2 separate regions of the Mus musculus genome follow, and region 2 is linked to region 1. The links are chromatin contacts, found by Hi-C in ENCODE. All regions are on one chromosome and are shown on one strand. Each heading gives the region's core, a stretch centred on a gene start or an enhancer-like site at or near the end of the contact. The rest is flanking DNA. Distances are from core to core; before and after follow the strand shown.

The links. Hi-C counts contacts between places; a loop is a spot of excess contacts on that map.
Region 2: a loop to region 1 is called in a map of T-helper 17 cell, with 2.6 times the contacts of the local background. The contact joins the promoter of Akr1d1 here to the enhancer-like site in region 1. A Hi-C loop is called at or near these places in 2 of 37 maps with a recorded cell type or tissue (T-helper 17 cell and regulatory T cell).

What each region holds. Positions count from the first base shown.
Region 1 is chr6:37,093,122-37,099,854 of GRCm38, forward strand. It overlaps Dgki (diacylglycerol kinase, iota), which reads right to left. Exons shown (of 34, transcript NM_001081206.2): 4 at 4,431-4,505; 5 at 3,127-3,183. Among named protein-coding and RNA genes, the nearest start is that of Gm52857, 190 kb to the left of the region's middle. Within about 2 kb of position 4,415, at least 1 of the 3 ENCODE cell types and tissues checked has a DNase peak (open chromatin) inside an H3K27ac peak, as active enhancers do.
Region 2 is chr6:37,527,112-37,533,844 of GRCm38, forward strand. Akr1d1 (aldo-keto reductase family 1, member D1) reads left to right here and starts at 3,062. Exons shown (of 9, transcript NM_145364.2): 1 at 3,062-3,226; 2 at 5,371-5,535. The coding sequence starts at 3,134. It overlaps Gm33429 (a long non-coding RNA gene), which reads right to left and starts at 4,292. Exons shown (of 4, transcript XR_868980.3): 1 at 4,069-4,292; 2 at 3,443-3,959; 3 at 268-654.

The DNA.
Region 1 (6,733 bases), core at 3,165-5,664:
AGATGACCATGATACGTTAAATGGACATGTCAAGTGAAATATCAAGAAATGTAAACTGGAAATAAATATAAAGACAGGAGTTGTCAGCTCTCTGAATGGCAGTGGGCAGAGGTCAGAGAATGCAGACCAAGCCCAGGAGGCCCTGCAGAGATGTAGAGGCTGGGGTGGGCCACTAAAGGTCAGCTGGGATGGCCAAGGGAAGGAAAATGTCCAAAAGAGACAAAAGAGAATCCCTGATGTCAGAGAGGAGTCCCTGAAGGAGAATGGGTCATGTGAATGTTCTGAGCATTTGTGTGAAATTAGATTAGCTTAGAAAAACACATTGGATTTTTATATGATTATTAGCAACACTGACAGACACAGTTTCAGAAAATGGACTGAATAAAGACAAGAGCAAGTAAATGTGTTAGAAGATGACACACTAAAAATAGTCCATGCAGATCACAGAAGCTTAGCCATGAATGCAGAACTGGACAGCAGAGGGGCAGGAACACACCTCAGTAGGTAAGGAATGCTAGTGCTCTTTTCTCTTAGCTGGAAACCACGACAGCATGCTTTAGCTGGTGGGAATACTCTAGACAGGGCAGAAAAGGAATAGAGACCAAGTCCTTGGCAAGACTCTCAACGAAGGTCCAGTTTTCAAGAGAAAAGAAGCCTTACAAGCAATGGGACCCTTTTGGAGACTTGTGAAAGAGACATTTTACATATGGTTGTAACTAAGAGAGAGGCAGAGGGAAAGACCCAGAGAGAAGGGCAGGAAACCAATGGCAGCCATGTACATCCCTCGGTAGGAAATTCAGTACCTCCAGCTCAAGAACAAGTCCCCACCCCCTTTGATTTTCCTATGGAAAGCATCTTCATTTGCGCTGACCCTGAGTAGCCTTGCAGCCAGCACTGCCCCTCAGCAGGGGTCACCAAAGGCAGGCCAACAAGACCACTTTCTACCCTCCTCCCACCTGTCTCTGCCACACTGGACCAACAGTGGGAGAAGCCAACTGATGAGAGTGTGAAATTCTCCTCTCCCACCCCTCCCACCCCCTCCCCTGCTGTTCTCAACCCTCTAGTTTTCATTATCATGAAACATTACTCTTTTTCCCCTTTTAAGGTTTTTGACACATCATCTCACATACTGTCCAGACTAAGTCTTAAGACTCAAGGAATCCTACGTCAGTCTCCTGAGTCTCTGATGCTACGGGTGGTCGCCACCTTGTCTGGCCTCTATGATGTCTTTCTTTCTTCACTATGGTTCAAACTGTTGTGACCCTCTCTGTTCTCAGACATTGCTACCCTCTCTAGTCTCACAGTACTACCCAGTCTCGGTATGTGCTGGCCACTCCCACACACATATCTACAGGCAAACCCATCTGGGGGCAAAGGGGAGACTTCAAACCTAATACTTCTGCAACTAAACTCACCATCTCTTGTTTTTTGTTTTTTGATTTGCTTTGTTTTTTAAATCCTAGTTGTTCAATTTTACCAATGAAGACTCAGAAGAGCAAGATGCTGGGGTGAAAACCTGCTGTCAGAAAGTACCCAGGTGACTTTTTTATACCACTGATGTCCCAGCAGGAAAAAAACCTCCCCCACTCCATCCTGTTTTAAATACCCTTCAACTCAAAACCCTCCTTTCCCTTTCCTGGGTTTTCTTATGTTCTTTCCCTGTCAACTGGTTGCTTGCTCTGCCTCTTTATCTATCTGGCCTTTATTTAATCCATTTACAAAAAGATTTTTGCATTAAAGCTGTGTGTGAGGGCAGTGGTGGCACTCAACTTTAATCCTAGCACTTGAGAGGCAGAGGCAGGTGGATTTCTGAGTTCAAGGCCAGTGTGGTCTACAGAGTGAGTTTCAGGACAGTCAGGGCTACACAGAGAAACCCTGCCTCGAAAAAAAACAAAAAACAAAACAAAACCCAAAAAAACAGAAAAGGAAAGGAAAGGGGAGAGGAGGGGAGGGGAGGGGAGAGAAGAGCAAAGCAAAGCTGTGTGCTAGGGCTGACCACACCACAACAACCTGTTTACAATAAACAGACAACTCTTGGATAAAAGGTTTGTGGTAGCTGAGCCATACCACAACCAGTCCACAATCTTAGGGTTCACAATGTGATCAAATATTCTGCATCTTCACATCAGATTCATTCCTCAAATAACCTTCTTACAACAATGAATCAGTTTTGCTCAATGGAAGCTTGATTTATAAGGATAACTCCCCACACACCCAAAATCCTTCACTAATTCTTGCCAACTTTACACCTGTAAACTCATCTTAGCAAGCATGTTTCTCTCAGCTCAGACACAATTATTTCTTAACCTCTATGGCAAGAGCTGCTCTAATTGTCTCTATGTCCCCAACAGCATCGACCCTCATGATGTTCCCTCCACACTGCAGGCAGCATAATATATTCTACTTAGATAGCGCAGTGCGAACCTGCAAATCCCTGATGACTTCCAGCCTGCGTCCAAGGAAGTGGAAGCCTGACTTCCACTGTCTAGCTCTAACTCTCCTCCCAAGTAATGCATCTTACTAAGCTCTCACCTAGGCTTATGTGCTGCTGCTGTTTCTGTCTAAATGGTTGTCTCCCTGTATCTCACATCGCACCCTTTGCCCTAGAAGAGTCCTAAAAGATTCAATCAGTGCCCACATCTCTCAGAAAGCCCATTATCTGGCTCTCTCTCTCTCTCTCTCTCTCTCTCTCTCTCTCTCTCTCTCTCTCTCTCCCTCCCTCCCTCCCTCCTTCTCTTCCTCCTCCTCCTCTTCCCCCTCTCCCTCTCTCCCTCCCTCCCCCCCTCCCTCCCTCCCTCCCTCCTTTTCCTCATCCTCCTTTTGTGGACTAGAGAGTACAACTCAGACCCTAGTTCTAAACTGTCTAGAATAATGGGGAACTCCCCCAACCCCACTTTTCCATTTCATGCGTTAAGACTCTGGCTCCCAAACCCACTCCACTGACAGAATAAAGTACAGTATACCGAAGAATCTTGGAGACTCTTTGTCCTTATTGACACATTAAGAAGAAACTGCTGTATAATGAGGGGAGACAGACCTCATTTGTCAATCCTAGGTGAATCCCTGGGAGATTCGGTGAACCTAGGAGAGTTCAAGGTGCTCTCTGAAACAACTCACAAAACTCACTTCTCTTGGCGATCTGGAGCCTCCTTCCCGAAATGTTGGTTTACATCTGAAATTAATCTGCCATTTGAAGAGAAAAGTATGTTAATGTTAGTGACGAGCAACAGGTTGAAGAGAGCTACCTGAGACCAGAAAGCAACCAATAGTGGTAGACATGAAGGCTATAAACCAAGCCCAGGAAGAATAAGGAATCCGTTCTAGCCTGCTCCTACTCTCCCGAAGCATCTCACTAGACGATCCACAGAGGTACAGTGCCATTTCACACCTCCAGTCGGCAGTCCTGCATTCTCATCCATGCAGTCTAACTTCAAACAAACAAACAAAAACGTTCTTAGCCCATGAATCTGGAAAAATGGAGACCAAAGTCACAGGTAAAGTACATGGCAGCTGAAGTCATCCGGGTAAGTTGGGTTTTTTTTTTTTTTTTTTTTGCTTTTTTTTTTAAAGTAGAAAATATAAACCTGAGAAGTCCTAACTGCTGTGATAACCATTCAAACACACGCACAGATATTCCCTGTAAAAGGACTCAGCACTGCCTTGCTCTGTGGATGAGAAGTGTCCTCGTGAGCTCTTTTGCTCCTGTATAAAGTGAAGTAGAGTGCAGACGAGAAAAATCTAGTCCAAGTGTTAGGCATGGCTGTGAGATATAGGTTGACAGCAGCTGGAGGTGCTGGCGAAGCTAAGCAAACATTGTACAAAGCTAAAATAGTCCCACCGTGATTGCCAAGGGCAGCGCACGAATATAGATCCCACTCAGTGTCTCGCCTGGACACGGAGGAGGAATTATAAATGAGAGCAGCAAGCAGCTCTCTCGCAGAGCTCTGCCCTTCCCCCCAGATGGTAAATGAATAGACAGTTCAGAATCCACTTCTGGAGACAAGACACCACCCTTGGGATGCCACTCCTGGCTTAGCCACACATTTCATGCTGCACCAGCAAAAACTGCTGCCCGTGAGGTCTGCAGCAGCATCTGGGAGCTGCTTTCGGCTGGCTTGGCTAACTCTCCCTTCGAGCTCCTTTAGGAATATGTGAACTCACCGAGAGAAACATATGGAAGCTACAATCTTAAAAGGCTTATTGTAAGTGTTGCCAAGCTTTCCCAAAGTTCAATGCAACATAATATCAAATTAAACCCAGGAAAACAAGACCATGGCTGACCTTTATATATTGTCTTTTCATTGTTATTCTGGTAAGTCATCCTGAACTCAACAATTTTTGGTTTTGTTTTTTAAAAAGTTAGACATTGACACCAGATCTTGGTAAGTGACCGAAGCCAACACACTCGCCAGCAGGTGGCGCTCGCTTACCTTCTCTAGTTGCTCAATGCAGGCTGTGTGGACCACGATTTTGCAGACGGCACACTTCCTCCTGAGAGCGGATTTCTACAACATTCAATTCAAAATACAGGAGAGAAGTGTTAGCAAGCTGTTCTGGAGACTTCCCTGGAATGAACGCGAGACTCCTTAAATTAAGCAAAATTGTAAGTGCTTCTGTTACTAAGCAAATTGAAAACCCCTAAACATGTCAAGGTAACTACCCACAGGCACACCAGTGGCCTAGACAGGCTTCTTCGCAATATAACAGCAATACCTGTTACAAAGAGGGCTTATAACATAAACCAAGGTCTTTAGTCTGTTACACCAGTTTTAAGTGCTACGCCTGAACAACGCAAGCACTGTCCTTACGTTTTCAAACTTTTTCACACATTCCAACTTCACTCTTGAGGGACAGAGTCAATATTCTTATGTACAAAACAAGCATTCCACCCATACTCTCGGAGGCTGCATCTCCATGACTGGTTGCTTTAAGCTTCTGTTCTAGGCACAAATCTCGTCGGTGCTATTTGGGTTTCTACCCAAATCTTCAGGAGCGAGATTACAAGTCGGGATTCACACCCAGGAAGCAACAATAACAAACCACTAGCAACAAGGACAGCGTGGGCCACTGGTTAGAATACAGGTCTTGCTCTATGCCCTGACAGGCACATCACAGATGGTCATTCACTTAACCTTTACAGCCTTGTGAAGTAGGGATAGCCCTTATCTATCCCTGCTTCACAGGTAAGAAAACCCACACGCAGCCAGTGACCGGTCCAAGATCGCCCCATTAGGGCACAGCACACCCAATGTGTCTGGCTCCTAAGTGCCATCAAATTTAGCCTTGATTTTGGGCACGCGTTTAAATTCACAGAGAAAAGCTTTCTGGGGTCTATGTTATCTCCAATGATTAAACACTCGAACATGGTGCACGTAGAGAGATGACCGTATGGGCTTCTGATGTCACTCCTGCCAGCATCGCCTAGGGATGTGCAGAGGCCTCTACAAGGACAGGCCTGAGCAAGAGCTGCCTGCCGGGATAATTCTGTTGGATGGTAGTAACTACCACAGCAGCAAATGCAGCATGTAGTGTGTGAGGATCTTAAACTTTCTAAAGACTGTAAACAGTTACTTTCTTCAACAGGCTCTTCTTCAAACCAGTGCTTGCCTCCCTTAGGTGATGAATTGGAACCACATAACAAATCATTTAATGGGTTAGCTGTTATTTTTCATGCTAAGACACAGCTGTTTTGAACCTAGCATCATACACATAAATATACATATATGCATACATATATATATTAATAAACTAAATATTACCAAATAAATATTAAATATTATAATAAATATTACACCAAACCTATTTTGAGCACAAAAACTCATAATAACAGAGATTATCAAAGAGCCCACATGGGAAAGGCTGGGAGTGCTTGTGCATTTGGAAGGTGTCAGTGTAGACTGCTGGCAACCTGTGACTGATGGCTGGCTTCCCTGAGGAAGGACAGTGGAGCCCAGTGGATCACACCTAACACTTCTGTAGAGACAGGGCCCTGGAGGGACAGACAGCCCTGGGGATGCTGGGGAAGGTAGAAGAAAAGAAACTGTCACTTTTTATTTCCTCTGTGGACCCATCATCCAAGTCTAGACATCAGTCTCTGTGGATAGCATTGATAACTAAGTCACCAGCTTCCAGCCGAGTGCACAGAACACCTCAGCAACAACACTGTGTGTCTGTGAGCTCTTAATGTGTGATCCCCCTCTTGGCATTGGTCTTCCTAACATGATGTAGAACAGTAAGTATGTTTGGCAACTAATTTTTCAGACAACGAAAGATAAGGAAAATCAGAACCTAAGGCTATCGCTCCAAGTGTCTTCCTCTACATCCAAAACCAGAAGGAGGGCTAGGGAGGAAGAGGAGGAAGGAGGGGAGGAGGGAGAATACACACAGCCATGTGGGGAAGAATGTGAAACCGAAGAATCACAGCGATAGCAGCAGTCCTGAAACAGCAGCAGCAATAATACAATTGGATTGCAAATGGTCATAACTAGAATGCTCATAAACAAATAGCCATTGCTCTCCTCTTTCCTATCAGTGTCCTGGTCAGATCTCTGCTTGAGCACCACCTACAGAAAGTGCATGTGACATTTGAGTCATGCCACTAATGGGACTTACCATGAAGCTAAGGAAACCAGAGTTGATAACTCTTCCAGCCCCACCACCTACCTGATCCCTAACAGATTAGGGCACACACATGTCGGGCAACGCTGCTCAAAATGGGCAAACATTTAGGATG
Region 2 (6,733 bases), core at 1,812-4,311, 430 kb after region 1:
AGGAGTTAGTCATAACCGGTAAGGAGCGTTCCTTACTCTATACAGGGCAAAGGGAAGGAGTGTCACCCAGTCTATGGCAGTCTCTAGGGATAATTTAGTCAAGGTCTCCTGAAGTGTCGGATTCATTCTTTCTACCTGTCCTGAACTTAGGGACCTGTACGCACAATGTAATTTCCAATCTGCCCCAATATATCTTGCTACATTCTGGCTTACTTTGGACACAAACACTGGTCCATTGTCTGATCTATCATATGTGGGAATCCATACCTGGGTAGGATGTCTTCCAGCAACTTCTTAGCCACTACCTTTGCAGTCTCAGTCTTCGTTGGAAAGGCTTCTGTTCACCCGGAGAAAGTATCCACGAACACTAATAAGTACCTCTGGCCGTACTTTCCTGGTTTGATTTCTGTAAAATCAACTTCCCAGTAGGCCTCCAGTCTCTTATCTCACAGACATGAGCTAGGTTGTTTCGCAGTGTTGTGGGTATTGATCAATTGGCAAGCTTTGCAACTTGATACTACATCTTCGATAGTACGCTGCATGTTTCTGGAAGTCACTTTAGATTGTCTCACTGCATCTGCCGTCCTGTATACAACACTGAAGTGTCTCTAATATCAGTAATTCAGGGGTTACAACACATACATGCAATCAAATCTGGAGAGAAGACAGGAAGATGAAAAAGATAACTGGCCAAGACTTCACATATCAAGAAGCCCCCCCACCCCCCAAATTCCAGGAAGGATCAGCACAAAGAGATTATCAAAACCCAGAGAGGGGAGTGACAACAGGAGATAGTCTATAAAAGCATGTCTTTTTTTCTCCAGTAAAGGTGGGCTTTCATCTTTTCCATGAAGTCATTGTTTCCTTTGGGATCAGACAGGAGGCCACCTGTGCTTCATTCAGAGAGTGTCTATGCCTGGTTTGTCCAGCACAGGAAAACTTTGGCTGCAGCCTGGCCATCGCTGGATGCTTCCAGCCAGGTTTAGACCGAGAACCTGTAGAACTAGAAAATGTGTGACTTTTGGCCGGAAAAGGAGTGCAAGTAATCTTGCTGCCAAGCAGAGTGTGGTCGCTAAAGAGTCTGGCACTAGAAGAGGAAGGATACTTTGAGGGCATCCTGGGATTACACAGGACCACAGTCACAGCAGGCTTAGAAGACATAGAAGTCGGTTTCAATGACTTAGATGTGAAAAGAGAAGCCAGGGTCTCCCTGCATGAGGGATAGCTCCTGGGAATAACAAACATGTAAAATACAAGAGATATGGAGTCACCAACACTTCCACTTAGCTTTTTTTTTTTTTTTTTTTTTTTTTTTTTTTTTTTTTAATGGTCTGAGAAGCAGCAGGGGTCAGGGTTGGAGTCATTTCAAGGAGTCCCTGAGATTGTAAATGAATCTGCCAGGGTAAAGCTGAGCCTTCCAGGGAGACCCTGGGAACAGAAGCAGCAAGGACATGGAATTACTAGGAAAGCTGTAGGCAGTCAGTTCTCTGAACCCAGCAAGGCCATTTGGCCTCTTTATGATTTGCCTGTTTCTCTCTCAGGATGGGACTGTTGATTCTGTCCTGGAACTTTTCGGAGGTAGAGTCTAGTCAAGTAGGTCTGGTATTGTAGTTTGACCATCTTGCAGGAGTATGTTTCATGCTCCCACTGTGATAAACTATGCTGCCCAAAGTACAGGCCCAGAGTAATGAGTCAGCGACCTGGGCTCAAGATCTCTACACCAGTGAGACAAATAGTAAACACATTGTTTAAGAGTTGATTTATCTCTGAAATTTTGTTACAGAAAGGAAAGGGCTGACTCCATAGGTCCCTTAGTTACTTCGTAGCCACCCTAGGCATCTGATTAATTAATGCAATGTTAACTTTCATTTCTTTTTCTTTTTTGTTTCTGGTTTCTCTGTGTAGACCTGTCTGTCCTGGAACTCGCTCTATAAACCAGACTGGCTTTAAGAGATTCCCCGGCCTCTGCTTGCCAATGTGTCTACCACCACCAGTGGGCCACTTGTAATGCCAGAATGTTCAAACTCAAGTAAATATTATTTATCATGACTTCAAAGTAAGAGATCATTGGTTCTGGTCATTCAACTGTCAAAGGGAAACTGTACAATGATTGCTTTAAGTGAAAAGATAAAGTGTGACGTACGGATGTGTAGGAAACTGTAAGCTCTATGTGCAGTTTCAGACATCTGTTGTGGACCTTGGAAACATATCTCTCATAGATAAATAGACTACTATACTAGAAAATGGTGTTTGGGGAGTTATTTAGGCTCAACGAAGGCATGAGAGCTATGGCCTCATGATTCTTACCATTAGAGATCCAGCCCCATCACCTCACTCCCAATATGGGCTAATTTCTTTATCGTTTAAGGAAATTGAGGGTAAATCTCTTATTTGCCAACAAATCCCCCCCCCCCCCCGGACAGAAACCAGGTAGATTGCTTTTCTTGAACAAACTGTTTTCCTTTGCAGGACACTAAGCATAACCCTTCAACAGGTTTACTAGTTTCAGGCCTCTGAGGATGTTCCAAACAAAAAACAAGTAAACAAATAACAACAACAAAAAACACTGCCGTACTGGCTGGTTTGTGTGTCAACTTGACACAGGCTGGAGTTATCACAGAGAAAGGAGCTTCAGTTAAGGAAATGCCTCCATGAGATCCAGCTGTGGGACATTTTCTCAATTAGTGATCAAGGGGGAAAGGCCCCTTGTGGGTGGCACCATCTCTGGGCTGGTAGTCTTGGTTCTATAAGAGAGCAGGCTGAGCAAGCCAGGGGAAGCAAGGCAGTAAAGAACATCCCTCCATGGCCTCTGCATCAGCTCCTGCTTCCTGACCTGCTTGAGTTCCAGCCTTGACCTCCTTTGGTGATGAACAGCACAATGGAAGTGTAAGCTGAATAAACTCTTTTTTCCCTAACTTGCCTCTTGGTCATGATGTTTGTGCAGGAATAGAAACCCTGACTACGACAACTGCCTAGAGTTTTCAGAGAGATTGAGAAATCTGTTTGTCTATCATCTTTCCCCACCCTGCTCCTCCTCCTAGTGCTCAGTTCTTTTATGCAATAGGCACCTTTTCAAATAATGTGCCTCTGCCCTGTTCAGAATCACCCCAGAAGCTTCAGATTCTTCTCTACGATGAACCTCAGCGCTGCACACCACCAAATATCCCTAAGTGATGGGAACAACATTCCACTCATTGGGCTTGGAACCTACTCAGATCCTAGACCGGTATGTATATATTCGTGTGTGTGTGTGTGTGTGTGTGTGTGTGTGTGTGTTTGGTGGTGGTGGTGTATGTTGCCTAAACCGATTTTAAATCAGAAGTCAAATTCTATCTGGCCACATTTTTATGTGACCATCCACAGAGTACAGGCTTCAAAGAGTAAAAATAAAGTCACAACATTTTAAGTCTGTGAGTTTGTGGAGAGATGCATTCATAGTCACCTTTGTCCAGATGTGGTCTGTTGGCTACAGGCTAGACTCATCTGTAAGCATGAGTCTATAGAAGCTTCCAGTATGAAGAGAGTGTCTTGCTATGTAGGCATCCTTACCTGTGGAAGCAGAGAAGGTGGAGTTTGGTTCTAGAACTATGCCTAATATCTGAAAACAGTGAAAGGAGAGGAACCACCATCACCACACAGAAGAGTTTCTGCATGGTTGTTTCCCTGAGTTGCTTTGATCCTGTGGTAATGCTGACTCTCAAGGTGGTGAACATCGTGAAGCAACAAGGGTGTCTTTGTGTTGACTGGGAAGCAAACTCCAGTTGAGGGTGTCAGAGGAGCGGCACTGGGGTCTTTATGCTGCCCATGTGTGATCATGCATACTTCCACTCCTCATCAACTACAAATCCCTCATTCCTTACCTTACGCTCCAAGCCTTTATAGGTTAGCCTTTATAGGTTAGCTGACTTGTCTATCCAGCCCATTAGCCACTCTCCGTACATGCAGATCATGACCTAAGGCTGGGGAGAGGCACAGTGGGTGAAGTGTTTGCTTTACAAAGGTGAGGATCTGAATTCACATACCGCTTCCCCACCCCCCATCCCCCACCCCCACTCCCCCGGCACTCACATAAAAAGCCAGGCATGGTGGCTTGTGCCTCTGACTCTAGCTCTATGTAGGGAATGACAGGCAGATTCCATTTCCTCATTGGCCAGCCAGTCTAGTCAAGACCTAGAACTCCAGATTCTCCTGTTCTTCCATAGAGTCCCCAAGCTTCACCTACTGTTTGACTGTGGATGTCTGCATCTGTCTGAGCTAGCTGCTGGGTGGAGCCTCTCAGAAGACAGCCGTGCTAGATTCCTGTCTGCAAGCATAATAGAGCATCATTAATAGTGGCAGGGATTGGTGCTTGACCATGAGATGGGTCTCAAGTTGGGCTGGCTATTTTTTAAAGATAGGGTCTTACACTGATCCTAGAGCTCACTAGCTGCTACAGTGGCCGACCAATGAGCTCCAAGGATGCTTGTCTCTGCTCCTCAAGCCAGCACTGTGGATACAGACTCACCCCTTCATGTGTAGCTTTTATGTGGGTGCTGGGGATCCAAGTTCAGGCCTTCAAGTTACTATGGCATGCAGTTTACCAACTGAGCCATCTCGAAGCCCCCTATAGTAAACTTTGAAGGGTCAAATCAAAGGATACCTCTTCCCACTCACAACATCCTAATTCCCACATGTTCACACATGGTCTCCTGTCCTACTGACACTCCATAATCTTTCTCACTAGCCTGAGAAGTTTATTAGAAAAGACCGTTGCTTGTTCAACTCTAGAGTCTCATGACAATGCCTTGTATGTAATGCTTGTTCAAATAGTGCTTATTAAACTAATGGAAAAGTTTGTGAGAGGGATGTGTACATTAGACAATATGGAGATATAAATAAATTTAAAAAAATAATAGCTAAAAGTGTTCTAAACACCTAACTATGTGCCTGGAACTCTGTGCATGTTTTGTAGCACATGCATTTTCTAACATAATCCTCACATTGCAAAGCCAATACCAGTTAAGCCCACTGACAGATGGGGAAAGAGAGATGAGCATAGAGAGACTGAACCCATCACTCCAGGTTAGACTGCCAAGGCCCAGGGTTGAAATGTGAGCCAATATCATTCATGTCCAGACCTTGGTCTCTGCACATTGCTTTGGCAATGCCGGTTAAATCACATTTCTGAAGCTCCAGTGTCAAGGACAACCTGGAGTGCACAGATGGAGCATTGAATGAGGCAGTTCATCAGAGTCTCTCACCTCGACGATCTTCCAATCATCAAAGCATGGCATTGGAAACCATTCTGTGAGCTATAAATCAATGTATCATGAGATATCCTTTTAAAACCCATTTCTCTCCTCCCCATATTTATCCCCCTTATCTCATAAGGTCCCTGGGAAGACCTATGTGGCAGTGAAGACAGCTATTGATGAGGGGTACCGGCACATTGATGGCGCCTATGTTTACCACAATGAGCATGAAGTCGGTGAGGCCATCAGAGAAAAGATAGCAGAAGGGAAGGTAAAGAGGGAAGAGATCTTCTACTGTGGAAAGGTGAGTCATGTCTTACTATGTAGATACAGTGAATTGGGGCGTAGTGTGAGAGCAGAGCTTAGTAAGATAGTCCTCACCAGGCATGCCCAAGGCCCTAGAAATGATCTTAATCAAACACTAGCAAACAATAAAGGGAGGAAGAGGGGGAAGAAAGGGAGGAGGTGGTGGGCAAATTATCATTTGTAATCCCTTAATTTGCTGAAAACAATATACCTGTGTATACATGCATGTCACTTAAACATAATACAGCACACGCATCGAAATATAGCAAGTAAACAGAAGGCCATGTGTAACTGAATTCATGGAAGGGCTGGTGGATTTGGCCTATGAAGGTCTGCCTTCACTGCAGTTTTACCAACACCCAAGGGCAGTATGAGGTGGAGGATGAGTGCACAGACTTGTGGTAGGTTTTCATGGTGGTTTAGATAAGAATGACCCCATTGGCTCATATCCTTGTATGCTTAGTACCCAGTTTACACACTGTTTATAAGGATTGTGGGGTGGGGGGGCTTGTTTGAGGAGGGGTGTGCTTGTTGAAAGAGGTGTGTCACTAGGGGTAAGCTTTAAGGTTTCAGTACTCTCTGTGGATCAGTAAGTAAATCTCTCAGCTACTGCTTCAGGCCCATGTCGGTGTGCTTGCCACCATGATGATAATGGGCTAAGCCTCTGAAACTGTAAGCAAGACCCCAATCAAATGCTTTTTTAAAATAAGAGTTGCTTTAGTCTTGGTGTCTCTTCACAACAATGGAATAGTGACTAAGGCAATTACCTGTGTGAGAACATATTTCCCATAGAATAATAAAAGAGAATACTTACAAAAATAGCTATATGGTCCAGCTGTGAGATACTTAGCATTTATGAACCTTCTTTTCCCTGTGTAAGTTGTAAATGATAAAGCCAAGCATTTCCTAAACTTGTGGGCTAGTATTTACAAAGCACTTGAACTGTACCTAGCACAAAACTAATATTGTATGTCCTTGCTGAACAAGGGAACATTAAAGAGGGCCTGTAATCCAAGCTACTCAGGAGGCTGAGGCAGAGGAATCACAGATCAATGCCTGTTTGGGAGAGATGGAGTTAAGACAGCCTAAGTAACTTAACAAGACTTTATCTTTAATTTTAGAAAGGAATTAGGCTGTAGCTCAATGGTAGAGAGTTTACCTGGCATGATTAGGCCCTGGGTTCAATCCCCAGCACC